Linked DNA regions of Homo sapiens: region 2 is linked to region 1. Evidence: chromatin loops called from intact Hi-C (ENCODE). Cell type or tissue: breast epithelium. All regions are shown on one strand. Links, peaks and the distances in the headings refer to the core of each region. The heading gives the core; the rest is flanking DNA.

Region 1 (14,408 bases), core at 1,288-9,287:
ACGCAGCCTTGTACAGCGGAAAAACAGGCTTTTGGGGTCCTGGGCTCTCCCTCTCCTCAATTTCCAAACAAAGCTGGGAGAGGTTTCCAGGCCACGGTGGGGCCTGGGCCTGCGCCTGCACCTGCGCCCCTGAGCCACACTGCCTCTCAGGGTTCTTGGTGGGACCATAGCTCAGATGGCAGCAACTGAAAGGACAGAACTGCTGCCCAGATGAGATCCCATGACGTGTGTTCTAAATCGGCCTTTAGTAATGGTGCAGGTGGCCTGGTGCCCTCAGCCTCACCGCACCACCCTTTTGCCTTTTGGTGATGAGGCTAAGTACATGCTTGCCATATGTTGAGGTGGGGGTGGGTCAGTGCCTCTCCAGGGGTGAGTAGTTCTGCACTGGCCCTGCGTATGGGTGAGGCTAAAGGAGGAGGCCGCGCAGTGGGGCAGGCAACATCCAACTGCTTTAGCCTTTTTGCCCACGTATTTTCAGGATATTGGCTTTCAGATTCCAGGTGTATGACTCTGCTTGATTTTTGCAGTTGGCCCAATGTGCACCTCAGCCATTTTCTATTGATTCTGTAGAAGGGGACTAAAACTTACATTCAGTAGAAAATTACGTGTGTGTCCATATGCCTATCTGTGCACACACACACAAATATATTTGTGTGTATACACATATATGCAAATGCATGGAAACGTAGGAGGGAGGGAAGTGGAACTGGTTGGGGTGGGGTGGTGCTGAAGGAGAACTTTAATATTTTATTTTAAATACTTATTTTTTTTTGAGACGGAGTCTTGCTCTATTGCCCAGGCTGGAGTGCAGTGGCGCGATCTTGGCTCACTGCAAGCTCCGCCTCCCGGGTTCACGCCATTCTCCTGCCTCAGCCTCCCGAGTAGCTGGGACTACAGGCGCCCGCCACCATGCCCGGCTAATTTTTTGTATTTTTAGTAGAGACGGGGTTTCAACGTGTTAGCCAGGATGGTCTCGATCTCCTGACCTTATGATCCACCCGTCTCGGCCTCCCAAAGTGCTGGGATTATGGGCGTGAGCCACCGCTCCCGGCCATTTTTTGTGTTTAAATTTTTTTTTTTTTTTTTAAATCAAAACACCAGAAACCCCTCTGTGTAGGGCAGAGGTTCTTAAGCAGTGCGGGGCACCTGCAGGATCTGTTCCAGCAGACAGCTGGCCCCAAATCCTGGCTTTCTGGGTCAGGAGGGCTGGGTGGGGCCCAGCAGCTGCCTCTCGAACAAGTTCCAGGGAGGCTGCTGAGGTGGGGCCTGCCCTTCAGAACCCTGGGTCTGGTGGAGAGACTGGGAGAGGCCTGAGTGACTCGTCTGCATTTGCAGCACCTGTCTGAAGAGAGGCATGGAGATTAGAGCTTTCTTTTCTCCCTACAACCCCATCCTCTTTCTGAGCATTTCCCAGCTGCACGTGGCTGTGAGGAACACGGGGCCTGCAGTATTTCAGGAGTGGCTGTATCAATGTGTTTTCTCTTTTTAGCCAGGAAGACCAACAAACAGGTGTTTGTCAGCTATAACCTTCAGAACACAGACAGTAACTTCGCATTACTTGTAGAAAACAGGATCAAGGAAGAGATGGAGGCTTTCCCCGAAAAGTTCTAGCTGAGTGGCAGAAGTGAGAATTTGTAAACTTATGTACAATGTACGTGTAAATAAATGGATTGAATTTCAGTTTGTCATCAGGCCGCGCTCCCGTTTTGTTTTTAAGGGGTTAATCTTTTGAGCTTCCTTCTCAGCAGTGTGTGGGCCAAAAGGCTCATACTGACCCACCTGGTGAAGGAGAGGCAAAGTGGGCAGTATATACTTCCTCATTTGGCTGTGAGTGATAGAGGGATGAAATGGGATTTTTGTTGGGATTGAAGACTGTAATCTAAGAGTTTCAATCAGACATGACTGTGACGTGCATCCTCAATTAGAATTAAAGTGATGTATAAATATGCTTTAGATTTGTGTGTGCATTCCTCAGAATTCTGCCTTGTGAATTGATGCATTTATCTCCTCATTGCAGTGAAACCCCAGGGCACGTCTCTTCTTGCTGTGTTCTCCCTAAACCCCTCCTCTGGGCACTCCTTTTTTGCTGTGTTCTCTCTTGGGCCTACATTTGAGCACCTCCCTACACTGCCCCATTACTGCATTTGCGGTCTTGTGAAGTCTGACTTCTCTAGGCTTTGTCTCCTCATCTATAAAGTTGGAGTAATCCCCACCTTGGTGGGTTCTTTTTAGGATTAAGCACGTAGGTAGAAATGCTTTGCAAACTATAAGTGCCGTGGCACTTAGATGTCAATTATAGTTTGATTTCCTTCCTTTTTATGGATTCAGAGGCTTCAGGTCCTTCTTTCTCTTCCTGTTATTTCATCGTCTTCCCTTCTCCCCTCTCTTCTATCCCAAATCCAGAGTACCTCAGGTACCTGCTTTGGTCATTTGTACTCTTTAGCGTTTAATCTTTAATCCCACCACTTGGAGTGGGTTCCAGTCTTGGGCCTTCTCCAGAGGTTCAGATGGTCTGGGGCCCAGGCTTTGGCAGGATTGAAAGCTCCCCTGGTGCCTCCGTGCAGGCAAGGTTGAGGACCACTGGCAAAGAACTTTCTAATCTTTGGGGTCCGTCTGAACCCTTTTTGTTCATCCAGAGGCAAAAGTCTTGCACTGAGCCAGCAGCAGGCAAGTGAAGGTAGTGACCCTGGCCAGGATGGAAAGGCACGTCGGAGGAGTGAGTCTGTAGTTCCGGGTGCTTCCCTCCTTTGCAGACTTCCCGTGCTAACCTCGAGGCCCCGGCCAGCCTCGTCGCAGCTTGCAAAGCTGAGTGGACACCTCTCTAGAAATATAATAGCGAGTGACACAAAATCAGGGCTATGGAGAGAAGAGTTTGGTATAAATACTTTATTAAAGAAATATTGTCATTTTCGTTAAAAAATACATTAGAGAAGAGAGTTTTGGGTTACCAGTCTTTCCTCACAGAATCACAGTGTAAGATATTCATTTCTTGACGTCTCTAGGAACCTTCAGGCCACGGATCAGCAGAACATACACGAACAAGGGAAAAAAATTCCTCTTAATTTTACTGATGGCCCCCGTCTCTCAGGTGGTCTGAGAGTGGCACTTGGTAAACAGTGTGTGTTTAATCCAGCCTCTGCCTCTGACTACCTTTAAGACCAGGACTCGAAGCAGAGTGAGAGGCCTCCCTCCACCCACCTCGGGGCGAGTGAAGACACAGCTTACAGAGGCGTTCAAAGTAGTGACGCAGTGAGGTCTGAATGAACACGGAGGATTTTATTACTCACCATTAATGGTAGTGAAATGCCCTTCGGTGGATACCATCAGGTGAGGTAGGGAAGACATTCCAGAGGAAATCTGTTAATGGGGCAACGTTTTTATTTCTGTACATTTACATACAAATTTTCCCCAAAGGTACAACAGATGCGACACCATGCAGACACGCAGCTGTGAACGACAGTTCAGAACTCAGCGTAAGCTTGTGCTATGAACGAGCACCGTCAGAGAATTCCCACCCACACGTACAGAAACACAGTTTTTATATTACAACCTCAAGGACAGGGAGGGAAGTGTTCGCCGCTAGACATGACACACCATACTGCTTTTCCAAAACACACGGGACATGAAAGCGAGGTGGTGCCTTCTAGACGAGAGGACAGCTGTAGTGTGGACCTCCCCCGCACATGCGATACCTCGGGCCGGGCGGTGTGACCTCACAGGCCCACTTATGGCACTTGCAGTTTGGGATTGCTCATTTGGCTCTAGGAAGCGGTGGTGTCTGAGTGTGATACTTCCCTTACGAGGTTTGTTTTTGTTTTCTTTCTGTTCTGTAGCCAAACCAATTTACCAGCCCGTCTTCCAGATGCAGGTGATCTTACTCTCAGTAAACAAAAACATGTAACCTTTTTCCTGTTTCTCTTGGGTGGTAATAATTTTAGGGCATTTGATAAGAGTTTGACTTCAGAAAAAGAACAAAGTGAAGAAATGTTCAGCTCCATCTCAGGTGTTCACATTTGTGCATAACTTTTATTGAAAGGCTGACAGGGTAGGCTAGCGGAACGGAGGGGTGTGTGGAGGAGAGTAGCAGGGGGTGGGAGGGTCAAGTTGAAACAGTGGGTGCCTGCGAAGGGTCTCCCTATTAGCCAGGAAGGGAACAGCACAGAGGGGTTCAAGCGTGACAGACGGTGCTGGGAAGTGGGCAGCCGTAGCAGCCTCCCCTGCTGAGCCCGGCGGGCCCAGATGCGTATCAGGCTTGGGTGGGTCCTGCCACCTTGCTCACTTGGTACCGGATTTCCCGGGGCTGTGCCCACAGGGAAGTGTTGCTGCTCTGGCAACATTTCATAAAGGTGTTGCTCAACAGCTTCAGGTATCCCTAGGCTGAAGCTGCCACCAAACAGGCACCCGGCCTCCTCCTCCTCAGGCTGCCCTGGGAGGAGAGCTGTGGGACCGCCTCGCCGGCTGAGAGCCATTACCTGCCGACCGTCGGCAAGTCAGCCTCACACCCACTGGACTCTGCTCCCAAGAGCCCAGGCTGTTTTCCTCAAAGCTAGCCTCTTTTCCAGTCATCGATGGATTAGTCCTGATGGCTGAAGTGCTGAGCAGTGTCTTCGTTGGACCAGTTTTTTATTGTCATTTGAGGTGGAGATCAGAGATCATGACCAGAAGAGTGTGAGTGCTGTCCCTTGCCACCAACTTCCTAGAGATTTCGGGCAGCACTCTACAGCTTCAATTTCCAAAAAAAAAAAAAAGTTTACACGACCAGTGAGACTGCTCGCAACTTTCATCACTTAGCATATCCTTCCACAACACAGTACAGTAAGTGGACTGCAGGGTGGCCTGGTGCTGAGGGTGATGGGTGCAGACGTACACCTGTCCAGGTGCAGGCTCAGGGGCCTCGCTGGATCCTTCCCACCTTCCCCAACTGCCTACTGGCCTGGCTACTGGATAGGTCCTATTCTGTACATAATGGGGGTTTGTTGACAGGTGGCTTTATAGCAAGTACTCCAAAAAAGGTAAAAGGAATTTCACAAGTTTGGCACGCAAAGGCTGCACAGATCTAAAGAAAGGCCTTTGTAAAGGTGAATGCAAACTAATGTTGAAACATGGAAATGTGACTTTAAAAAAGAGGGAAGGTGAGGAGCTGGACGTGGAGCAAGTGGAGGCAGGGAGAGGCTGGCCAGACAGCCTCCCTTCCTGGGTATCTCAAGATCCCAGGTGTCGGCGTGGTCCAGCCACTGGAAACACGTGGCCAAGAGTCTGCTTGCCCCTTGCTGTGTCTTTACACATCTCCAGGCCCTTACTGATGTGTGGACCGCATGTGGAGGAGACATGAGTGGCGACAGCAAGCAGCAGGCCGGGTGGAAAGCCAGAAGGGGAGAAGGTCAACCCCTTTTCTGCCCTGTGAATTCTAGCAACTGTCGGTTGGAAGTCACTTCATTGTCTCACCCAGGCCCGAGACCACAATTTCCCTGGAAGGACACAGCCCATGGCAAAGACATGCTTCGAGAAGGGATGAGTTGGACAATGCCAGTAAGAAGCCAGGCTGTCCAGAAAAGCTGGTGCCCAAGTTGCTACAAAGTGGTGCCTGCCCTTGCCAAGGAGGCTGTCTCTTAGTCGCCTTGGGTGTCCTACAAGTTTCCTCCGAAAATGCCAAGAGGAAACCTCCACTTTCTGGGGTGAAACGAGGAACACGAAGAGACCCATGGAGGTCGAGGCAGGGGCAGCGTTGAGCTTTGGTGAGTTATTGCTTTCTTTCAATTTGTCTTGATGCCTTCGAGAGGCTGGAGGTCATTTGGACTCACCTATGAGGAATCTCCGCTCCCTGCCCGAAGCCCCACCTCTGTGCTATGCGAGTGACTGCAAGCAGGAAGCTGGCCCAGGAAGGCAGGCGTGAGGGGGCCCAGCTCCTGCGGGTGCTCCCTGGAGTGATGTCTGAGGTGACGGCCATCCAAGCTGGTGATCTTCATGGTGTGTGCTCAAGGTGTGGGTGACGGGCGTGTGTGTGTGGAGGGCAGCCCCCCTTCTGTGGATTTGCCTCTGCCATCTTTTTGAGTTATTTTCTAATGGTTTGTAGCTTAGAAAGTAGCCATGTTTTCAAGTAGTGCCGGCACAAGAGCTGCCTGTGCACGAGGGACTTTTCTGCTGGAGCCAATCTGGGAGAGGAGGAATAAAAACGAGCACATCTCAGGTCTCGACGCATCTGTTAGCTGTGTACTCACAAAGCTGTGGCGATATGACTGCTGCTCAATTAAGATTTCTGGTGAAATGTTTAAGCTTTTTCTCCAAGAGCTTCCAGCATCAAGTACAAAAGGATGATCCTGAAGGAAAGATGAAGCTGGTTTTAACGGCGTCTGTGAGCTGCTTTCCCTGCACACGAACAGAAGCTCTTACCTTACAAACAGAAAGGGAAAAAGGACCTTAAAAAACCATACACAGACTCTAGCAAAAGCCAAATTCATGTACATTTCACTCCGTCTAAAATGCAGTCCCGGAAACGCTCCACGGTCCTCTCCTGCCTCTGCACGCAGGCAGGCAGCCTGGGGGGCTCCTGGGTGCTGCCAGGAGCCGTGTCCCATCTCCCCAGAGGGACCGGCCATGGCCCTGGTCACTGTGGCATCTTCCCAGAGCAACTGCGTCTCGCTGCCCAGGGAGGTGATTCCATTTGTGATCAGTGAGAGGGAGAGGGAATAAAGTGCTTCTCGTAAAAATGACCAAAATAAATACACACATTTAACGGCAGAAAAGAAAGTCTTGAAAGGGTTATTTCCAAAGAGTTTGTCTCCTCCGACCCGCGCTCCTTGGACTTTTGGAAAGACAGGATTTCCCCACACCAGTTGAGAGGCTCAGCTTGGCTGAGGCAGCTTTCCCACCCCTGGCTGCGTGTTCGGTCCCTGGTCTGTAAACCTGTGCCCAAGCTGCCCCAGACCCTGGAGCCCCGGGTTCCGCAGGCCGGGCTACATGGCCTTCATGCCGTTGGCCGTGGCACCCTCGGGCAGTGTGTCACCCGCGGCTGCGGCATCGTGGAGGCCCGAGTAGTCCTTGAGCTCGGCGTTGGTGAGCAGCAGTGGCTGCTCCCCCTTCTTGTGCGGCAGCAGCGGCTGGCGCGTGTAGTGCTCCCCGTTAGAAATGTTCTCAGGCAGGTTCTGGTCCCTGCTCTCGGGCAGCAGGAGGATGCAGATGATGCAGATGAGCGTGCAGCAGGCAAAGATGATGTGGTGCAGGAAGTAGCCTTTCTGGTTGTGCAGCTCGATGATGGGTGCCGTCAGCATGCCGAAGCCCGCGCTGGCCAGCACCAGCCCCAGCCCGCCACACCTGCAGGGGGAGGGAAGCACAGGGATTGCTGCTGTGGGCTAGCGGGCTGGATCCCGGGAAAGCTCGGGGTGGACCAGGAAGCCACCTCTGCAGGGGCCCTGCTGCCCTGGGCACTGCCCAGTATACCCCGACCTCACACGTCCCATGTCACCAGCACCCTGGCTGTGTCTGTACAAGGCCACTCTACGGCAGTGACTGTTTTTCCTCATCAAATCAAAAGCTTTTACTTAATTTATCTTTTTCTTTAATGTTTCCTATTTTTATTGTTTTTTCAGGGCTGGGGACCATGAGAACTTTATTTTGAAAGGCAGCCTTATATAATACTACTGTAAATGGGAAGCTGATATTACTTGCCATAAGTAGTATACAAGGAAAAACAAAAGGGATTGAAATTATGCCATTTCCTGAAGGCCTGGGGGATTACCAAGGGTTAAAGAGGGTACTAAGGACATACCAACACGAACAGAGACTTTCTCTTTGTCATAACTGGAGAGACTGCAAGATACTTTAAAAGAGTAGTTTCCTCACTGTGAGTTGATGGCCCACGTGTCTCCTGAAATTGCTCACATACCACCATTGGAAACGGTCCCATCTCTGAGGATTGTGCCTGAAGGGTCCCCCAAATGAAGCTGTGCACTGACAGAGAGGAACTCACTGCAGCTCTGAGCTCAGGATAACCAAAGTCCAGAAGGCAAGCCATTGATTTCCACTCCCTGCCTTGTACGGGAGCAGCCAAGAGTCCCAGGGATTAGTAGATACGCAAAACTTACAGAACCCCTATCCCTCAAACCTCTCCACTTTGACCTAAAAACACATTACTGGGACAAAGGTGTTCTGTGGCCCCTGAGAAAGCAGTGCTGTACCAGGCTGCAGTGGGACCGTGGCGCTCAGGTGTCAGGCCAGGCTAGAGAGGGCTGCCTGGTCCCCAGTTCTGGGGCCTCATTGAAGGAGGTAGGCAGAGGTGGCCTTGTCTCAAGGAAGAGGGAGTGGAGTTGTGTGCCTCGCTCCACAGCAGCAGGTAGACTGGTCCTTTGGTTTGGGGAAGCTTTCTAATGGGCTGCTCGTTAGGCACCCCCTTGAAGTGAAGAGGGCTGTATCCTTTGAACTGCTGAGGCTGAGTGGGCTGAAAGGGAGGTCCCTGCAACAGGTAGGAGGCAGGTAGATAACTCCAGCTCTTGACTAGTCTGTGGTTCTCTTGGTTGGCACTATAGGTAGCTCCTAACTCACCAAAAGACTGTCCTACAAGGTCACAAGATAAAAGATCAACATACAAAAGTCAATTATATGTCTACGTGCTAGCAACACCCAAAAATGAAAATGCCATTCACAATAACATCCAATGAATAAAATGTTTAGAAATAAATAACAAAGGAATGCAAGACTTGTATGCTGAAAAAGATAAAACATTGCTGAAAATTAAAAGATAAAAATAAATGGAGTGACATTCCATGTTCATGAATTAGAAGACTAAATATTATAAAGATGGTAATTTTTCCCAAATTGATCTATACATTCCACATAATCCCTATCAAAATTCCAGGTGACTTTTTTTTTTTTTCAGAAAACAGCCAATTCTAAAATTTATATGGAAATGCAAAAGACTCAGAGTAGTCAAAAACAATTTTGGAAAAGAACAAAGAAGGCTTGCCTTCCCAGTTTCAAAACTATAAAGCCATACGGCTTAAGGCAGTGTGGTGTTGGTGTATATATCAATAGATCAATGGAACAGAACTGGGAGTTCAGAAACTAACCTTCACATTTATGGTCAACTGACTGTAGATGGAGGCAAATCCAGTGAGGGGGAAGGGATAGTTTTTTCAACAGGTGGTGCTGGGACAACAGGATATTCATGTGCAAAAGAATGATGTTGGACCCTTCACATCATGTAAAAAAATGAACTCAAAATGGATAATAAAATCTAAGTGCTTAACTTAGCTCAAACTATAACGCTTCTAGAAGAAAACAAGAGAAAAGCTTTATGACGTTGGGTTAGGCAAAGATTTCTTACACATAACATCAAAAGTAGGATCCATAAAAGAAAAAGCTGATCAATTGGACTTCATTAGGATTAAAAACTCCTACCCTTCAAAAGATACATGTTTAAGAAAAAAAGACCATAGACTGGGAGAAAATATTCGTGAAGCATATATCAGATAAAGGACTTGTAACTAGAATATATAAAGAACTTTTTTTTGAGAGTCTCACTGTCGCACAGGCTGGAGTGTAGTGGCATGATCTCGGCTCACTGCAAGCTCTGCCTCCCAGGTTCATGTCATTCTCCTGCCTCAGCCTCCTGAGTAGCTGGGACTATAGGCGCGTGCCACCATGCCCAGCTAATTTTTTGTATTTTTAGTAGAGTCGGGGTTTCGCTGTGTTAGCCAGGGTGGTCTTGATCTCCTAACCTCGTGATCCACCCGCCTTGGCCTCCCAAAGTGTTGGGATTACAGGCGTGAGCCACCACGCCACTCTTATAACTCAAAAAGAAGACAGATAATCCAGTAAAAAGATGGGCAGGCCAGACACAGTGGCTCATGCCCAAAGAGGCTTGGGCAAAGGTGACCTGGGCAGGGAGGATGGGAGTCCCAGGGTTCCCAGGTGGCCCTCATAAACCAGATATACACAGGTCTATGCTAATAACCCCAGGAAGATTCACAGATTTGGAGCCTTTTTCTCAGAATGCAATGGAAGAATGGTGATTGTGTGTGTGTGTGTGTGTTGGGGGCTTTTGTCCTGTAACAAAATAAGAGAAGACACTTTGCTCTGCCTTTTCTCCCTCTAATGTAGAAATGACTGCCTCTCTGTTGGTTGCAGTCCACCCATCTGCATCCACCATGGGCACAGGGCTTGGGGGCACAAGGGCAGCCTTGCCAGGCTTGCAGCCCTAGGGGACAAAGACTCGCTGGATTCTTCCCTTTCCCAGCTCCTTCCTGTCCAGCCCATGACCAAGTCCTCAGGGCCTCCACTCCAGGCCGCCTGGGTCTGCGCTCCTCCCTGGCGCATCTTCTGCACCCCCTAGACTTTGTTTCCTCACCATTGCCAAACCGATTTTCCTAGAACACAGAGCTAATCATATCACCTGGCTGCTCAGAGTCCTCCAATGGCTCCCTCCTGCCTGCAAGGTGATGCACAGGTCCTGGGGGCCCCACCTCTTCCTCCTGTCCTCTGCCTTTCAGTCCCAATACTCATGGCACCGGGGTCCCTCAGCTCTGTCTGGTGCTCGCTCTGTGAGGTTGGCCTATGCTGGCTCAGCCGAGCTCCCACAGGCTACCTGGGTAGGGCGCCGTCTGTGCATTTCTCGAGGAAGGAGATGCCTTCTGGTACAGGGTCTTCGTTAATGTTTATTCCATTAGATGATTGTCAAGACTGGGGCATCAGCCATTAGCCTCCAAGCCTTGAGTAAACCCACATAAAAAGAGCCAGCCCAAAGTGAGCTACAGAACAGACTTTTGCTGCCACAAAGGTGCGAGTGCCGTGGCTGGGAGCAGGAGTTCTGGAGCCCATGAGCCTGGGCTAGAATCCTGGCCCCCGCCCACCAGCTTCACTTCCCGAAGCCTCGGTCTGCATCTATAAAACAGGGATGAGAAAAGCTCCAATGTCCAAGTGCAGTGGAGGTTAAAGCACGAATGTGACTAGCATGGGGACAGGAAGATCCGTGGCTTGATTGGTTCCAGGTGGCATCCATTGAGTGCCGGGAAGGGGCCACCCAAGTCTTTCAGGGTCTAGGGGGCAGCTGGGTGTAGGAGGAACCAGAGCTGGAGAGGTTCAAGAACTGGGAGGCGAACAGGATGAGCCTCTCCCATGGGCCTAAAGCCTCCAGGCATGACATGGAGTCCTAAAAGTTGGCAGAGGGGGCTGTGCCACTGGGACCCTTCTCCTCCACCCTGGCCTTCCTCTCGGTGAGGCACCAAGCTCTGCAAACACTGCCTCCTCAAGCTGCTTCACACCCGCCCACCCTCACCCTTCCAGGAACCTCTGCTCCTGCTCCCCGAGCCCTAGGAATCCAGCCTCACCTCCTCCCGCCGCAGTGCACTTGCCAAACACGCATCGCCTCTAGAGCCACTATGTGCGGGCTCCAGGCCACATCCTGGGAATCCCGTCCCAGCCACCCTTCTGAGTCCAGACTGAGCAGGCTCTCTTGGGCACTTCCCCTGCATCCTCAGGACACTTGTGTAGCCCGAAGACACATTCGCATTGCGTGTCTGTGTGTCTCTAATAGACACCAGATGTTTCCAGGGCAGGACCAGGCTCCACTCCGTGTGCTGTCCCCAGCACCTGCCCAGCCACTGAGACCTGGCTGGCACCTGGGCATCTACTCAGTGCTATAGTCGGATTTCTAGACTGGCCCCAGTAATTCCCACCCTTGTGCCTTGAGTGTGCGCTGGCCCTCAAGGTACAAGGTACAAATAACGTACTTTTTAGCAATCAAATTTACGGCCAGGATAGTGAGATGTTCCTTCCACAACAAGGTTCCAAAAGGCAGATTCTAGCAGACTCTTGCTAGCTTTGACGAAGCGAGCTGCCTTGTGACTGTGGTCCCTATGGCCAACGGCCAGCAAGGAGCTGAGGCTGCCAGCCCCACAGCCCGTGAGGAAACAGCCTACCAGTGCCTGACTTGGTTTAGTGGTGGGCCCTACCCACTGATGGTAGCCTCTGAGAGACCTGGAGCAGAGGACCCAGCCAGGCCGTGCCCAGACTCTGGAGCCATGGAAACCATAAGATAGTAGATGCATGCTACTTCAGGCCCCTGTTTTGGAGCGATTGGTTATGCAGCAATAGAAAACCAAGATACTCGGTGAGTGACAGATTCCCCTGCCTTAGCCACGGAGGGAGACTGACAGCCACCTCTCATGCAGGCTGTGACAGGCATCAGCACTTCATATTAGAAAGCCCTTCCCAGGGAGAGGCTGAAAGAGTTGCAGGAATAGCCACACCACTGTGCTTCTGGGCCTGAAGACGATATGGATGAGGAAGAGCAAGAATTTGGGGGATGTCTCCCAGATACTCAAACTCCTCCCAGGCTGAGGGTCCCAGACCACCGTTCAAAGACACTCTGCATCTTTCTGTCACTATTTGTTCATGTGCCTGTCACCTTACTAGTCTCTGAGCCCTTCAAGGGCAAGAATTATTTTCTAGGACATCAACAGGCACGTGCTGTTTGTGCTTAATAAATACCGGATGCTTGCGGATCACACGGGCTTCCTGGATAGGAAGGTCAGCTCACCCAGGTGAATGGGACAGGTTAAATAGAGACAACCACGGAAATGAGCAATAAGACCAAATCCTTCTGTAAGATGAAGACTGAACACCTAAAATAGCCAATTAAGTCTTTCTGGTAGACCTGGCTCTTTCAGGAAGCCACAGGGCATATCAGATGCTAGGGATAATGGACATGATTTTAATGGGGACAGCATTTTCTCGGAAACCTCCCAGGTTTCTGCCTGACCTTCCCGGCACTAAATGTGGACGGCACTGACAAGCAGTGAGAGGACTCCCCTTACTCACACGGGAGTCACATACAGGAGGGCAGAGTACAGACCCCCAGGAGGGGTGGGCAGAGGGCCACTGTTAAAGGGCAAACTGCATGGAACAAAAGCCTTGCATTGTGCCTGGTGAACCACATCATACTGATCTATCTTGTTAACTGTGCCAAATAAAATGAAATATATTTAATTTGCAGATCATTAGAAAAATGTCTATGTATATGTATATACATAATATGCAACAAATGTACACATGCATATATAATATGGAATATATCTTTTTATTTTTTTCTGTGGGAGCAATTCTCTGGTTTTCTATCAAAGATTCCTTGATATGGCCGGGCATGGTGGCTCATGTGCCTGTAATCCCAGCAATTTGGGAGGCCGAGATGGGCAGATCACGAGGTCAGGAGATCGAGACCACTGTGGCCAACATGGTGAAACCCCGTCTCTACTAAAAATACAAAAATTAGTTGGGTGTGGTGGCGCGTGCACGTAATCCCAGCTGCTTGGGAGGCTGAGGCAGGAGAATCACTTGAACCAGGGAGTTGGAGGTTGCAGTGAGCCGAGATCACGCGACTGCACTCCAGCCTGGCAACAGAGCAAGGCTCCGTCTCAAAAAAAAAAAAAAAAAAAAAAAAAAATCCTTGACATCATTCAGTACGATTAGGAAAAATTTTGGCAGAAGTTGGTATGCCATTTTTGGCTTTGTTTTTTTTTCTCTCTTGAAATCTCAGAGAAAGAGATTGTTACATCCTTGGTTTTAAGGTGTTGGGTTCCTTTCCTGCCCCTGAAATGTGGGCTCTGCCAGTGCCTTTTCTGCTTTTCTCTGGGTTGTCACTAGAGGGCAGCATACGCCCGTGTTTAGAAGTCAGAGCTGCTTGATTTACGGACAGAGAACCGAGGGCGCACACTGCCTCCTTGGGCTTTAGGAGCACAAAATTGTAATACCCACGGGATATCTTTATTTTACTAGCAATAGGATCTCAATAAGGTAGGAAAACTGATATGCAGGCCGACTTCTTACTAGAAATGGCAAACTTCATTGAATTAAGGATTCCAGAATCAAATTGCTGTTAGCCATGTGAACGTTACCATCTCACATTGAAACACCCGAGGCGAGGCTCCTGTTCTAGCTCCTCTTTTATATTACTTAATGTGACTTGACTAAATTTCTGTGAAGTTGAGGATAAGCAAATATTTGTACCATTTTTTATAGAAATAAATACAACTGCTGAAGATGCCCAGCGAAGAAGAAGAATATGAACTGTCCTGTGCTGAGCCCAGGCCCTTTGCACATGGCCTCCATTCTCCACCCCCGCCTAACAAGGTGCCTGTAGTCAGTTTTGTTTTAAGACAAGGACACTAAAGCCGGCCGAGGGACCCACCCAAGGCCACACAGGGAGGCGGCCTCAGGATCATGGGCAGCTCCGTCTGGTTCCTTCCCAGGCTCCGGGCCATATCATCAGCACCCTCCCCTCATCCTGCCCCGCTGCTCATCGCTCGCACGCCACAGGCGCTGCCGGCATGGGACGCATGCTGGCTTCCTGTCTGCTACTCAGTACTTGTTTTCAGATGTGACATTTTTAAGACACAACTTTTTTTTTTTTTTTTTTT
Region 2 (14,312 bases), core at 3,910-11,909, 74 kb before region 1:
GGCGCTTCAAGAAAGACTCCGAGCGAGAGATGATATTGTCTCTTTTTTTGTTTGTTTTGTTTTTTTTAGACAGAGTTTCACTCTTGTTGCCCAGGCTGCAGTGCAGTGGTGTGATCTTGGGTCACTGTAACCTCTGCCTCCTGGATTCAAGCGATTCTCCTGCCTCGGCCTCCCAAGTAGCTGGGATTACAGGCATGCACCACCATGCCTGGCTAATTTTTGTATTATTAGTAGAGACGGGGTTTCATCATGTTGGCCAGACTGGTCTCGAACTCCTGACCTCCAGTGATCCGCCCACTGGCCTCCCAAAGCGCTGGAATTATAGGTGTGAGTCACCGCTCCTGGCTGTTACTGTCTCTTACCACAGTAATATACCTGATGCCTGAAAAGGTAGAGCTATGGATTGCTGAGACTGCATGTGCTTTCGCAACCTGACCATGTCGAATGAAAGTCTGCAAACCTGAGTGTTAGCACTCAGGAGACATTTTGGTCATATGATATAATGACTGATGGTCATTCGATTGATGATTGATGGACATTTTGGTCATACGATATGATGAAACTGGAGTAATTGATAATGACTAAGTAGGACTCTGGTAATGTGATGATATCTTTTGGCATTTATTTTTCAGGTTACCATACTGTGATGTGATTTAATACTGGCCTCATTACCAATAAGAGTCAACTACCTTATATAAACAAGTCTTAGAATAATGCTGATATTGATGATCAAATATATTGAGAGATTGAGTTAAAACTTCTCTTCAGGTTGTAATAAAATGACTGGCCTGAGGAAGAACTGGGTTTAGCTGACTATTACCTAATTTCTATGCTAAATAGCTCAGTATAAATTTATCAGAAGGTACAAATAACAGCAGATCAAGGGAGGAAAAGAGTAATCAAATTATTAACAGTATAAAAATATGAAAATGTATGTAATGGCTTTATAGGACAGATGAGTTGCCCACTATTGCTCTATCTGTCTAATAAACACTACACTAACTATAGATGCCTAAACAAAGACGATTGTTTTGCTGTATAAGAAAGCCTTGGCCAAATGCCAGAGGGTAGTTTATGTAGTGAAAAATTGATTTTGCCCAAAGAGAGGTCCAGCCTTTGCCATTGGCTCCTAGGAGGCGATCTCTAGGCCCCTGGAATGTCCTGACTAACTGGAGTGTCTTTGCTTTGGGGGGGGTTAGCCACCAGACAGCCTAACAATGTGATTCATGACATATGCTTTGTGCCACATGCTATCAGTTCCAATCTCCCAGGGACTGGAGATGAAAGGTATCAGCCCTGCCTCCAGGAGGGGCTGGGCAGTAAAGGCCAGCCATGGGGGCGGTGTGTGGTCAAGCCCGGATAAAAACTCTGGACCCCAAAGGCTCAGGTGGGCTTTCCTGGTTGGTGATGCTCTGGGCATGCTGTCACACATCAATGCTGGTGAGGGCGGAGTTAACAGTGTGTAGGACCCCACCGGGAAAGGACAACCTGAACCTTTGCATTTGGGCCCCTCTTAGTCTCCACCTCATGTGTCTCCTCCCTTGGCTGATTTTAAGCTGTATTCTATTCCCTGTAATAAACCATAACTGTGAGTACAACAGCGTTCAGTGAGTTCTGTGAGTCCTTCTAGCAAATTGTTGAAGCTGAGGGTGGTTTTGGGAACCCTCCAAACTTGTACTTGATGTCAGAAATGAGGGCAGTCTTCTATGTGGACCCCGTGTGCCCTCTAAAGCTTCATAAATTGCCCTAACTTGCTTAGAAAATGAAGGGAATACTTACATATTGAGTGCTGAAAACCCCAGCCTTCCACTCAGCTCTTACAATGCTGGCAGCCAGGAATAAGGAGCAGGACATTGGCGTATTCTATGCTGGGAAGTATGATCAGCTCAAGAAAGACCTAATGATAATGACTGTATCAGTTAGCATTCGCTGTGTAACAAACCACCCCAAAATCTGGTGGATTAAGATGAAGCCTTTGTTAATCACAGCTTGGCAGTTTGGCTGAGCAGTTTCTCTGCTCTGGGCCAGTTCATTCGGGCCTTCGTGTTCTAGGAGAGCTTTCCTATCTTGTCCAGTGGTTGGCTTGATGTCAGCTGGAACAACAGCCATGTGTCTTCCATCGTCCATCAGGATAATCTAGGCTTTTGTGGTGGCAGAAAGGTCCCCAGCTGCTAACGTTCCATCTGCCAAAGCAAATCATGTGGTCAAACCTAGGTTGAAGAGATAGAGAAACAGGCTCCAGCTCTTGACTGACAGAGTGGCAGAGTCACCTTTCAAAGGTGTAGGCATCAGTCAGAATTCTCCAGAAACAGAATGAACAGAGCCTGACATCATAGGGCAGACCAGTCTGGCCAACAGGGTGAAACCCTATCTCTACTAAAAATACAAAAATAAGTCGGGTGTGGTGGCATGCGCCTGTAGTCCCTGCTACTCAGGAGGCTGAGGCAGGAGAATTGCTTGAAACTGGGAGGGGTGGTGGTTACAGTAAGCCAAGACCGTGCCATTGCACTCCAGCCTGGGCAACAGAGAGATTCCATCTCAAAAAAAAAAATAAAATAAAATAAAATAAAATAAATATATATATATATGGTGTATATATATATATATGGTATGTATATATATATGGTATATATATATGGTATGTATATATATATGGTATATATATATGGTATGTATATATATATGGTATATATATATGGTATGTATATATATATGGTATATATATGGTATGTATATATATATGGTATGTATATATATATGGTATGTATATATATATGGTATATATATAAATTTTGGGTATATACATATTTTGGGTATATATATATTTTGGGTATATGTATTTTTTGGGTATATATATATTTTGGGTATATATATATTTTGGGTATATATATATATTTTTTTTGGGGGGGGTATATATATATATCCTAACAAGCAAACAGGGGTAAAAACAGAAGCATAGAGGAAATTATGTAGAGGGAAGAAAACATCTTTGAAAACCTCATGAATTTCCTCAGAGAAGAGATGATAGAGAATCCATGAAATAAGAATAGGAAGATGTAAAAAATACAATTTGGAGAATAAAGAAAAGTTCTTGAGAACTATATAAAAACACAAACGAACACATGGAGACCTTGGAAAATAGGTCAAGTGAGTCTCCTAGAAAGTGCAGTAAGAAGAGAAGGAGATGGCAAACAGGAAAGAACTGATAAGAAAATGAGGACTGGCCGGGCGCGGTGGCTCACGCCTATAATGCCAGCACTTTGGGAGGTCAAGGAGGGTAGATCACCTGAGGTCAGGAGTTCGAGACCAGCCTGACCAGTATGGTGAATCCCCGTCTCTACTAAAAATACAAAAACTTAGCCGGGCATGGTGGTGCACGCCTGTAATCCCAGCCACTCGGGAGGCTGAGGCACGAGAATCACTTGAACCTCGGAGGCAGAGGTTGCAGTGAGCTGAGATCATGGCACTGCAGTCTAGCCTGGGCGACAGAGCAAGACTCTGTTTCAAAAAAAAAAAAAAAAGAAAATGAGGACTGGGCTGGAGGTCCAACATCGGATAGATAGGAATTCTGCAGAGAATAATTTTTCTCTTTTTTTTTTTTTTTTTTTTTTAGACAGAGTTTTGGCTCTTGTCGCCCAGGCTGGAGTGCAATGGCGCGATCTTGGCTTACTACAACCTCTGCCTCCAGGGTTCAAGCAATTCTCCTGAGCCTCAGCCTCCCGAGTAGCTGGGATGACAGGCGCCCGCCACCATGCCTGGCTAATTTTTTTTGTATTTTTAGTAGAGACAGGGTTTCATCATGCTGGCCAGGCTGGTCTCAAACTCCTGACCTCAGGTGATCTGCCTACCTTGGCATCCCAAAGTGCTGGGATGACAGGCGTGAGCCACCACAACCGGCCGAGAATAATTTTTAAAATGAGAAACATGATCATGTATCAAGAAAAATGACCAAAGAACATGGGTTTCCAGATACAGTTCTATGTGATGAAGTCCATCACCTTCTTATAATCTGAACACATGATGTAGTTACTTTGAAATGAATTGTTTCAGGTTGGTTCCTGGGGAAACAGACTCAGAAGGAGATTTGCATGTGAAGCATGTCAGAGAATGACGAATGGAGGACTGGGGATGCCAGGAGTCAGGTGGTGCATTCCTAGGGACTGTCCCGGTCTGTCCCAAGTGTCTCTGGAGCTCAGACGACCCTCAGAGGTGCCCCAAACTGAGGCAAGGGAACTAAACCTTTGTACTATCCCCCAGGGCCCAGCACTTGCCCTAAGCCGTCCCTGAGGAGGGGCTGTGACTGTGGGTGGGCTGCTCACTTTAGCTGAAGACGACTCTAAGAGAGGGGCTCTCTGAGGGCCAGCAGCGGCCCCAACTCCCAGCAGCTGGGAGAATATGAAGGGGGAGTCTGTGGTCCATGTAACATCTGCTTTGTTAAACTGGAAGCTTCTAGTTTTGACTTCTTTGAAATCTTTAATGCTCACTTGGTCAACAACCTCTAGTTATACTGCTGAACCTCACCGCGGTCGGCCTGCAGACAGCGTGTGCTTGGGGCTCCCGTGCCGTGCAGCAAAAGCCGGATCCGGGAGCTCAGTGCTGAGGCCGGCAGTGGCCACAGTCACCCAGCACTGTCTGCGGGGGGCGTGTGAAGTCTCTCCAGTTCGGGGGTAGGAGGGCGACACTGAAAGGCCTATTGTTGCTGCCCAACTCGGTAACATGGATTTCATCGGCGATTATGCAGGCATTTCGCTATTGCTAGATGTGACTCCCACACCCTCTCTCTTTTGGGTCTCATCTCCAAAAGGGGTGCTTGTTATGAGGCCCCTCAACACTTACTGTGTGGCTGTGCTTATTCAAAGAACATCCAGACTATTACATTTAACTTTTTTTTTTTTTTTTGAGATGGAGTCTCATTCTGTGGCCCAGGCTGGAGTGCAGTGGCGCAATCTCAGCTCACTGCAAGTTCCGCCTTCCGGGTTCACGCCATTCTCCTGCCTCAGCCTCATGAGTAGCTGGGACTACAGGCACCCGCCACCAGCCTGGCTAATTTTTTATTTTTTTTTTTTGTATTTTTAGAGACGGTGTTTCACTGTGTTAGCTAGGATGGTCTCGATCTCCTGACCTCGTGATCCACCCACCTCGGCCTCCCAAAGTGCTGGGATTACGGGCGTGAGCCACGGCGCCCGGCCTACATTTAAAAATTTTTAAGCTTACCAAAGTGACGAATTAGAAGTATTTGTATCTTAAATGACTTTTCAATTTACAAAAGATGGATCATCTAGCACCATATAAGGAACTTCCTTATTACGCTTTAAATGTAATTCAATAAACTTCTCGTTCATTGCCAAAGCTGTTTCTATATCATATCTATATCCTATTTATTCAGTGGTGCCTGTTAAGTGCAGCAAGCTTGTGAGATGGGTAGAAGAGAAGGGGAAAACATCTACATTGAACGTCTTCTGGGTTCTACAACCAGCTATGGTGCTACACACACACACACACACACACACACACACACACAAAGAGGTAGATATTATCTCCTGCTTACATGTGAGGAAGCTGGTTCAGAGGGGTTAATAAAATGGCCTGGCATCACACAATGCCAGCAAAAAATCAGCAATCGCATCCCCTGCTGCCTGACAGCACAGTTTCTGAAGTTTCACATCCAAGCTGTTTCCTAGGTAACCACCACACAGCCTCCAGGACCGTCTGCATAAATAGGGAGGAAGGGGGAATCCAGCCAGCGCCTCTCATTTCCTGCATCAACAATAGTGCAGGCCTTTGTCAGGGCGTTAATGTGGCGAAAACAGCCCCAAAGCTTATCCGTGGGATTCTAGTTCAAATGAGATATTTCCACTCACTGAAGGGCCCGATTCATTGAGGATCTTGCCTGTCAGAGCACTGAGCCTGTTTCTATTTTTATTCACTCCCCTGCCTTTTCCTTTTCTCCCAGGCTTTTTGTTCTCGCAGCAAGGAGTGAGTACTCCTCCTTGTTCACATGAGCCTGTGCCCCTCGAGAAACGCCAGGATCTGAGCAACCCACCCACTCCCCTGATAGGCAAAGGGCTCTGCAGAGTCCTTGCCGGTCCCCGGCCCTGGGACTGGCCAGGACAAGGCCCAGGGCCGGCATGACTCTGGGTCACAAGGTCTATTCATCTTGGTGTGGCTTCTTTGCTTATTGTGCTCCGTCCTGTGATGGTCTCTGCAGGGGGCCACAGAGACGTAAAGAACTTGCTCTCCTTTCCCTGTTGCAAGAGACAGGTCTAGGTTGAAGGACTAAGTGAGCGAGGGAAATGAGGGTCACGGCAGCCCACTCCCTTACCGCCTTTAACAATTTGATCTCCATCCAACCGAAGCATTGCCTCTATACTTTACTGAGAAGCTCAAAGGCACTTTGCTTTTATGAGCTGCTCTCTTCCGAAATAAATATTAATGACATTCAAGCTCGTGGGTGTTGCTGAAAGCCATTTTTCTCGGCAATATTCTGTGCAAAGAACAGGTTGGAAATGTCAGTGGCCAGTCATATTATGTATGGTTGTATTAGTCTGTTCTGGGATTGCTGTAAATAACTACCTGAGACTGGGTAATTTATGAAGAAAGGAGGTTTAATTGACTCACAGTTCCGAAGGCTGTACGGGAAGCATGGCTGGGAAGGCCTCAGGAAACTTATAATCATGGCAGAAAGCAAAGGGGAAACAGGCATGTTTCACATGACAGGAAAAAGAGGAAGAGAGCCAAGGGGGAGGTGCTACACACTTTCAAACAACCAGATCTCGCGAGAACTCACTCGCCAACACAAGAACAGCAAGGGGGACATCTGCCCCCATGATCCAGTCACCATCTGCCCCCATGATCCAGTCACCTCCCACAGGGCCCCTCGTCCAACACTGAGGATTACAATTCAACAGGAGATTCGGGCAGGGACACAAATCCAAGCCATCTCAATGATTAACATCTTCACTTGCCCCTTTCAAATATCCATGGTCAGCTGCAGCGTGGCGTAGGTCGCCATCAAGAGGCAGCCGACTACACTAGCTGTGGTGCTGGCCCCCAGGGATGGGGAAGGGCAGACACAGATATTCATCGGGAAGACACTGGATCTAGCGGTTTGAGCTGGTGGGTGAAGGCAGCAGGCTCCGTCTCTGGACATGATGGTGCACCAAGTCACACTATTAGTTCTGGATGGGGCAGGGACAGGGCAGGGACAGGGCTCAGTGCCCAAGCAGCAGGGCAGGGCTGACATAATCCCAGGGTGCCACAGCTAGTGGCTGGATATGAGGTGGCCCTATTGAATACCAGTGATACATTTTTCGGGTGTGGTGCTGCCACTGTGGTTACATCAGAGAATGCCTTTGTCCCCAGGAGGTGCGTGCTGAAACATTTAGGGTGAAGCGTCGTGATGTCTGCAATCTACTTTCAAATAATTCAGCAAAAAAAAAAAAAAAGCTTACACACAAACGTGGCAAAATGGGCAAAATGTTAAAAACTACTGAAGGCAGAGGAAGGGTATGCAGAGACTGGCTGTGCTATTCTTTCAACTTGTAGGTTATAAGGCTTTTTAAAAATAAATTTTTGAAGTTTTTCCAAACGGGTTAATGATTGATTCTAGGCTTGAAACATGAAGCAGTTTTCCGGTTTTCTTCACAAATGGCCTAGAGTTCAAAACTAGAATAAGTGATACAGCTAGTTACTACTACTTTGCTGACTTCTCATCCTAAATGTAGTACAGTCCAGACAGGATGGAATATGGTAAACTGCTACCTTTAAATTCAACGAGTTAAACAGATATTTCATAAAACAGGCTGGCGAATTCTATTTTTATCTTATGTTTTCTTGTTCTCACATTTTCAATGCTTAATTGTTTTTCTCATTCGAAAGAATGTTTTATCTGACAACCCATCCTGTGGCCAGAAGTGGGAGCATGTGCCATCTAGAGATTATACCGCAAAAATGGACAGCAAGTCTTCTAGATCCTGCATGGTCCTGCTTTTGTAGCCTTGAGAAAGTAATGCAACCAACCAAAACACATATGTGGCTACTTGCTCATAATTAGCATGAAAAAAATAGGTATTCTGTATTTTGATGCTCGTGAAAATATATTATGAATACATAACTCAAATAAATAAAGGCATAAAAATTAGATGATGATGTCTATTTCTCATCCTAGACTGTAAGACCCATAAGGGCAGGAACAGTGTCTTTATTTATATTTGCACCCCTGGTGCCTAGCCCCATAAATATTTGTTGAATAAATGAAAGTATAAATAAATTAGAAAATAGAAATGTGGGCTGGGTGTGATAGCTTAGGCCTGTAATCCCAGCACTTTGGGAGGCTGAGGCAGGCAGATCACCTGAGGTCGGGAGTTTGAGACCAGCCTGACCAACAGGGAGAAACCCCGTCTCTACTAAAAATACAAAATTAGCTGGGCGTGGTGGCACACACCTATAATCCTGGCTACTCGGGAGGCTGAGGTAGGAGTATCGCTTGAACCCAGGAGGTGGAGGTTGCGGTGAGCCGAGATTATGCCCCTGCACCCCAGCCTGGGCAACAAGAGTGAAACTCCATCTCAAAAAAAAAAGAAAAGAAAATAGAAACGTGATGATGGTTGAATTCCACAGTAGCCAAGGACCAAGGATTACACAAATCCACTATATATATATATATTTTTTTTAGCATTAGGTATATCTCCTAATGCTATCCCTCCCCCCTCCCCCGACCCCACAACAGTCCCCAGAGTGTGATGTTCCCCTTCCTGTGTCCATGTGTTCTCATTGTTCAATTCCCACCTATGAGAGAACATGTGGTGTTTGGTTTTTTGTCCTTGCGATAGTTTACTGAGAACGATGATTTCCAATTTCATCCATGTCCCTACAAAGGACATGAACTCATCATTTTTTATGGCTGCATAGTATTCCATGGTGTATATGTGCCACATTTTCTTAATCCAGTCTATCGTTGTTGGACATTTGGGTTGGTTCCAAGTCTTTGCTATTGTGAATAGTGCCGCAATAAACATACATGTGCATGTGTCTTTATAGCAGCATGATTTATAGTCCTTTGGGTATATACCCATCAATGGGATGGCTGGGTCAAATGGTATTTCTAGTTCTAGATCTCTGAGGAGTCGCCACACTGACTTCCACAATGGTTGGACTAGTTTACAGTCCCACCAACAGTGTAAAAGTGTTCCTATTTCTCCACATCCTCTCCAGCACCTGTTGTTTCCTGACTTTTTAATGATTGCCATTCTAACTGGTGTGAGATGGTATCTCATAGTGGTTTTGATTTGCATTTCTCTGATGACCAGTGATGGTGAGCATGTTTTCATGTGTTTTTTGGCTGCATAAATGTCTTCTTTTGAGAAGTGTCCGTTCATGTCCTTCGCCCACTTTTTGATGGGGTTGTTTGTTTCTTTCTTGTAAATTTGTTTGAGTTCATTGTAGATTCTGGATATTAGTGCTTTGTCAGATGAGTAGGTTGCGAAAATTTTCTCCCATTTTGTAGGTTGCCTGTTCACTCTGATGGTAGTTCCTTTTGCTGTGCAGAAGCTCTTTAGTTTAATTAGATCCCATTTGTCAATTTCGGCTTTTGTTGCCATTGCTTTTGGTGTTTTAGACATGAAGTCCTTGCCCATGCGTATGTCCTGAATGGTAATACCTAGGTTTTCTTCTAGGGTTTTTATGGTTTTAGGTCTAACGTTTAATTCTTTAATCCATCTTGAATTAATTTTTGTAGAAGGTGTAAGGAAGGGATCCAGTTTCAGCTTTCTACATATGGCTAGCCAGTTTTCCCAGCACCATTTATTAAATAGGGAATCCTTTCCCCATTGCTTATTTTTCTCAGGTTTGTCAAAGATCAGATAGTTGTAGATATGCGGCATTATTTCTGAGGGCTCTGTTCTGTTCCAACACCAAAAAAAGAGCCCGCATCGCCAAGTCAGTCCTAAGCCAAAAGAACAAAGCTGGAGGTATCATGCTACCTGACTTCAAACTATACTACAAGGCTACAGTAACCAAAACAGCATGGTACTGGTACCAAAATATTGTTATTTTTATAAATTATAATGTTTGTAGACTAAATATAGCAGACTGATGTTCAATGCTCGGGGGGAGATCCTTAGTTAATGATACAGCATTGTAAGTATGTAAAATATCTATGTAGTTGAGTGAGGACTAGGTGTTGATATAAAAAATGAAACTAACAGTTGTGTTAGAGTGGTGGGGTTTGATGTAGCTTTCTTTACCCTGTGTCCATTTTGGTTTTTAATGAAAGGAATTTATAAGTGGGTATTACCTCTGCTGGCCAGCAAACTGAGGCTGTCTTAATAAATAAAAGAAATAGCACAACATTAAGAATTATTGCTTCTGTTCACATGGTGTCTAGATTCAAAGAAGTATGTGTTGATTTTATCTCACCTTGGGAAGTAGAAGAGAAATGCTGGAAGTGACACTAGGATGCCACTGCACCTAGTGCCTTGGCTTTGTTTCCAGGAACCAGCCAACCACGTGAGCAGGAGGCTTGGGCAGGCCGATGCGCATATGAAAACGGAGTGTAACTTCCCTGATAGACTGTGTTACCATACAGGAAGGGAAGAAGGTCAACTGGAATTAAGGAATATGTCTCCTGGGTGGCCTATTCAGTGCTTGCCAATCTGTAAACTACTCACTTTGCAGGTGGAAGTGGCAGCACCGTGTCTGCACACATAGGTGGGTCTGCAGATTCAATAGTACTATATCCTAAACTACAAAAATTAATCACACTGGGTTCAAAATCACTATGGTGGATTTAAAAATAAATGCCCTCGATAATATAAATGATGCTCATCCTCACTGATAATTAAGAAATATAAATTAAAGGATAAGATATCATTTTTCATCAAGTTGGCAAAATTTTTTAATTTGATGACATCTATTGTTGGACAATATGAATGTTTAGTACATAAATACAGGTGTATAAAAAATTTTAAAGCTTTCCTAAAATTGACCTTAATTTCTAACTCAAGAGGCTTCTTCTGTTTGGCAGCAACAACTTCAACTTAGTCAATGTTGGTTAATCTTTATCAATCCAGGAGACCCTTAGTCAACTTCTCTGTCTATCTGAGGTTGACGTGAAGTTAGGGAAGGTGTGTGTGATGCCAGAGTAATGGCAGGGGAGGGAGGTTGCATTCCTTCTTCACTGCCATCAATCCGTGCTGGCCCCTGATGAGATGCCCACATTCCCCTAGAGTCTTCCATAATAAATTCCATGCTGACATACCCTGCTTTCTCCCATTGTCTAGATAATGAGGTATCTTTGGTTCTCCTGGCCTTCTCTCAGCTACCTCTGTGCTCTTCCAAGTGAAAATAGGGAAAACTCTTCAAATCTCTCCCACAATGTCCTGGAACCCAGTGAGGCTCCATGAGGCTGCCCTGGTACCTTTGAGCCTAAACATGTGTCTTGCTATTTCTACTCTACCGCTGGCACATCAAATTGGTGGGTGTCAATGTGGTTGGGTTTACCATTTCCCAGGATCCAAGATAGAAACCAGTATGCAGATTTCTGGCTTGTGAAGGTACTCCTAGTTTATCAGCTATGATGTGTTTGGCTGTAAGTAACAGAAAACCCAACTGAAAGTGACTTTAATAATAAGGGACTTGTGATCTCATACAACAAAAACATTATGGTGGTAGTTGTCAAAACATGGTCTAGTGATGCCTGGAAGTCCCTGAAACCCTTTCAAGGCACTACATGGTCAAAATCATCCATTCCATGTGCAAGTTGCAGATGAACTTTAATGTAACAGAGCAGAAGTCAGTGTTTATTTACAAAAAACTTTATTACCAAATGTGTTGTGAATAAAGTTTTATTGGCACACAGCTACACTCATTTGTTCATGCATTGTCTGTGGCTGCTTTTGTGCCACACCAGCAGAGTCCAGCAGTTGTGATAGAGACTGTATGGCCCACAAAGTGGAAAATATTTACTATCTGGCCCTTTCCAGAAAAAAAATTGCTGATCTCTGCCATAGTGTATAAATCATTTTTGGAGATAATTTCAGACTCCACATTGCAAATGACCTTTAAGGAGCTACCACTTGTTACATTCTTAGTGTAGTATCAACAAAGAATATCTACAATGACCTGGAAAGACATAAAAATACTGCTCATTTTGCTACGACATATCTGGGTGAAATTAGATTTTTTTTTTTTAATATACTTCAACCAAACCAACATACCAAAACAGATCGAATACAAGAACAGACATGAGGCTGGGCCCTGTGGCTCAGATCTGTGATTCCAGTGCTTTGGAAGGCTGAAGTGGGCGTTTGAAGCCAGGAGTTTGAAACCAGCCTTGTCCCCATCTTGACAAAGGAAAAAATAAAAATAAACAAGAGCAGACATGAGAATCCAGCTGTGTTGTATTAAGCCAGACATTAATGAGATTTGCAAAAATGTCAAACAATGCCACTTGTCGCTAAGTTATTTCTTGTTTTAGAAAGATACAATTTTTTCACAAAAATATATTTATTATTAAATTGGTTTATTTTTAATGGATTAATAAATATATATTTAAAATTTCTCTTGGTTTCAATTAATAACATAATAAATACTGATAGATATAACCCATATAAACAAAAGCTTCTTGGGGTCCTCAGTAATTTTAAGAGTGTAAAGGGGTCCTGAGACCAAACAGTTTGAGAATCGCTGGTGTAGACTTCATGCAGCTTCAGGGCTGGTTACCACACCATCTCACTGATGCTCCCCCGGACCCAGTTGTTTTGTATCTGTTTACTCTGCCATTCTCAGCATATGGACTTGCTCTCTTAGACAGCAGCACCCCCCCTACCCCACATGGTACCAAATGGACACACAGAAATGACAGAGAGAAAAAACTGCAGCAACAGTTCCTGGCATCGTAAGTTTCCAAAGGCAGAAAAGGCACTATTTCTTTTTGTCCTATTTGTCCAAAAAAGTGATTTTTCTTTCTTTCTTTTTTTTTTTTTTTGAGACGGAGTCTGGGTCTGTCGCCCAGGCTGGAGTGCAGTGGCGCGATCTCTGCTCACTGCAAGCTCCGCCTCCCAGGTTCACGCCATTCTCCTGCCTCAGCCTCCCGAGTAGCTGGGACTACGGGCGCCCGCCACCACGCCCGGCTAATTTTTTGTATTTTTAATAGAGACGGGGTTTCACCGTGTTAGCCAGGATGGTCTCGATCTCCTGACCTCGTGATCCGCCCGCCTCGGCCTCCCAAAGTGCTGGGTCTTTTTTGTTCTTTTCGAGATGGAGTTTTGCTCTTGTTGCTCAGGCTGGAGTGCAATGGTGTGATCTCGGCTCACTGCAACCTCCGCCTCCTGGGTTCAAGCGATTCTCCTGCCTGGGCCTCCCGAGTAACTGGGATTACAGGCACGCACCACCATGCCTGCTAATTTTTGTATTAGTAGAGATGGGGTTTCACCATGTTGGTTAGGCTGGTCTTAAACTCCTGACCTAGGTGATCCACCCACCTCAGCCTCCCAAAGTGTTGGATTACAGGCGTGAGCCACTGCGCCTGGCCCCACTGATTTTTCAAAAGCAAGGAAAACCTTTTCCAGAACCAGTGTGCTATTTATTTTTACAATAACCCCAAAAAAGGCCTTATTAAGAAGGGTGTATAGGAGTAACTGATACAGGCTGGGTGCGGCTCACACCTGTAATCCTGGTACTTTGAGAGGCTGAGGTGCATGGATTGGTTGAGCTCAGCCTGGGCAACATACTGAAACCCTGTCTCTACAAAAAATACAAAAATTAGGCATGCTAATGCATGCCTATAGTTCCAGCTACTTGGGAGTCTGATGTGGGAGAATTGCTTGAGCCTGGGAGGTTGAGACTGCAGTGAACTGTGATTGCACCACTGCACTCCAGCCTGGGTGACAGAGCAAGACCCTGTCTCAAAAAAGGAGGAGAAGGAGAAACCAGATCGACTATAAATGACTAGAGAACTGGACAAAATACATGAAACAACTGGTTTTGGTCTTCGGAAAATAGAAACATAATGACTGTAATCTCTGAAGAAGGGAAACAATGAGGTGAGCCTGCAATCACTCCACCATTCTGCCTGAGGAACTTTCTAAGCCATGTACAGAGAAAAGGAATCCAAGTGGAGCACAGCAGTCTTGTTGAGCTGAGGAGACAGAAACAGGTGTTTGAAGGCTGAGGGGGTTGAGTTTTTAGAGATATGCAAATAAATAGCTCCATAAATATGCATAGTACCCTTGAAGATTTTGGCTGAATGCTAGGTTGTGATGTCCAGGTGAGATTCTACAAGCTGTGCAAAGAACAACTACGAGGGAAAGAGC

Evidence for each region. Hi-C counts contacts between places; a loop is a spot of excess contacts. Peaks named below come from ENCODE experiments on the same cell type or tissue, not always from the same donor. Only the 100,000 strongest peaks of a DNase experiment are listed, where the experiment ranks them.
Region 2: it touches region 1 in a loop (21-fold over the local background); 8 of 110 quality-filtered maps call a loop at or near these places.

What each region holds. Positions count from the first base shown.
Region 1 is chr6:3,266,102-3,280,509 of GRCh38, forward strand. PSMG4 (proteasome assembly chaperone 4) reads left to right here. Exons shown (of 3, transcript NM_001128591.2): 3 at 1,490-1,948. The coding sequence ends at 1,611. SLC22A23 (solute carrier family 22 member 23) reads right to left here. Exons shown (of 10, transcript NM_015482.2): 10 at 2,872-7,311. The coding sequence ends at 6,954. Among named protein-coding and RNA genes, the nearest start is that of PSMG4, 14 kb to the left of the region's middle. RefSeq lists enhancers at 1-183, 184-683, 13,520-13,579. In breast epithelium, for the core only: no CTCF peak of the experiment used is centred there; a DNase peak (open chromatin) is centred at 4,363; H3K27ac peaks cover 372 bases.
Region 2 is chr6:3,189,048-3,203,359 of GRCh38, forward strand. It overlaps LINC02525 (long intergenic non-protein coding RNA 2525), which reads right to left and starts at 6,720. Exons shown (of 3, transcript NR_038296.1): 1 at 6,619-6,720; 2 at 1,780-2,183. RefSeq lists silencers at 3,988-4,282, 5,548-5,842 and enhancers at 5,344-5,899, 5,900-6,453, 7,008-7,561. In breast epithelium, for the core only: no CTCF peak of the experiment used is centred there; no DNase peak of the experiment used is centred there.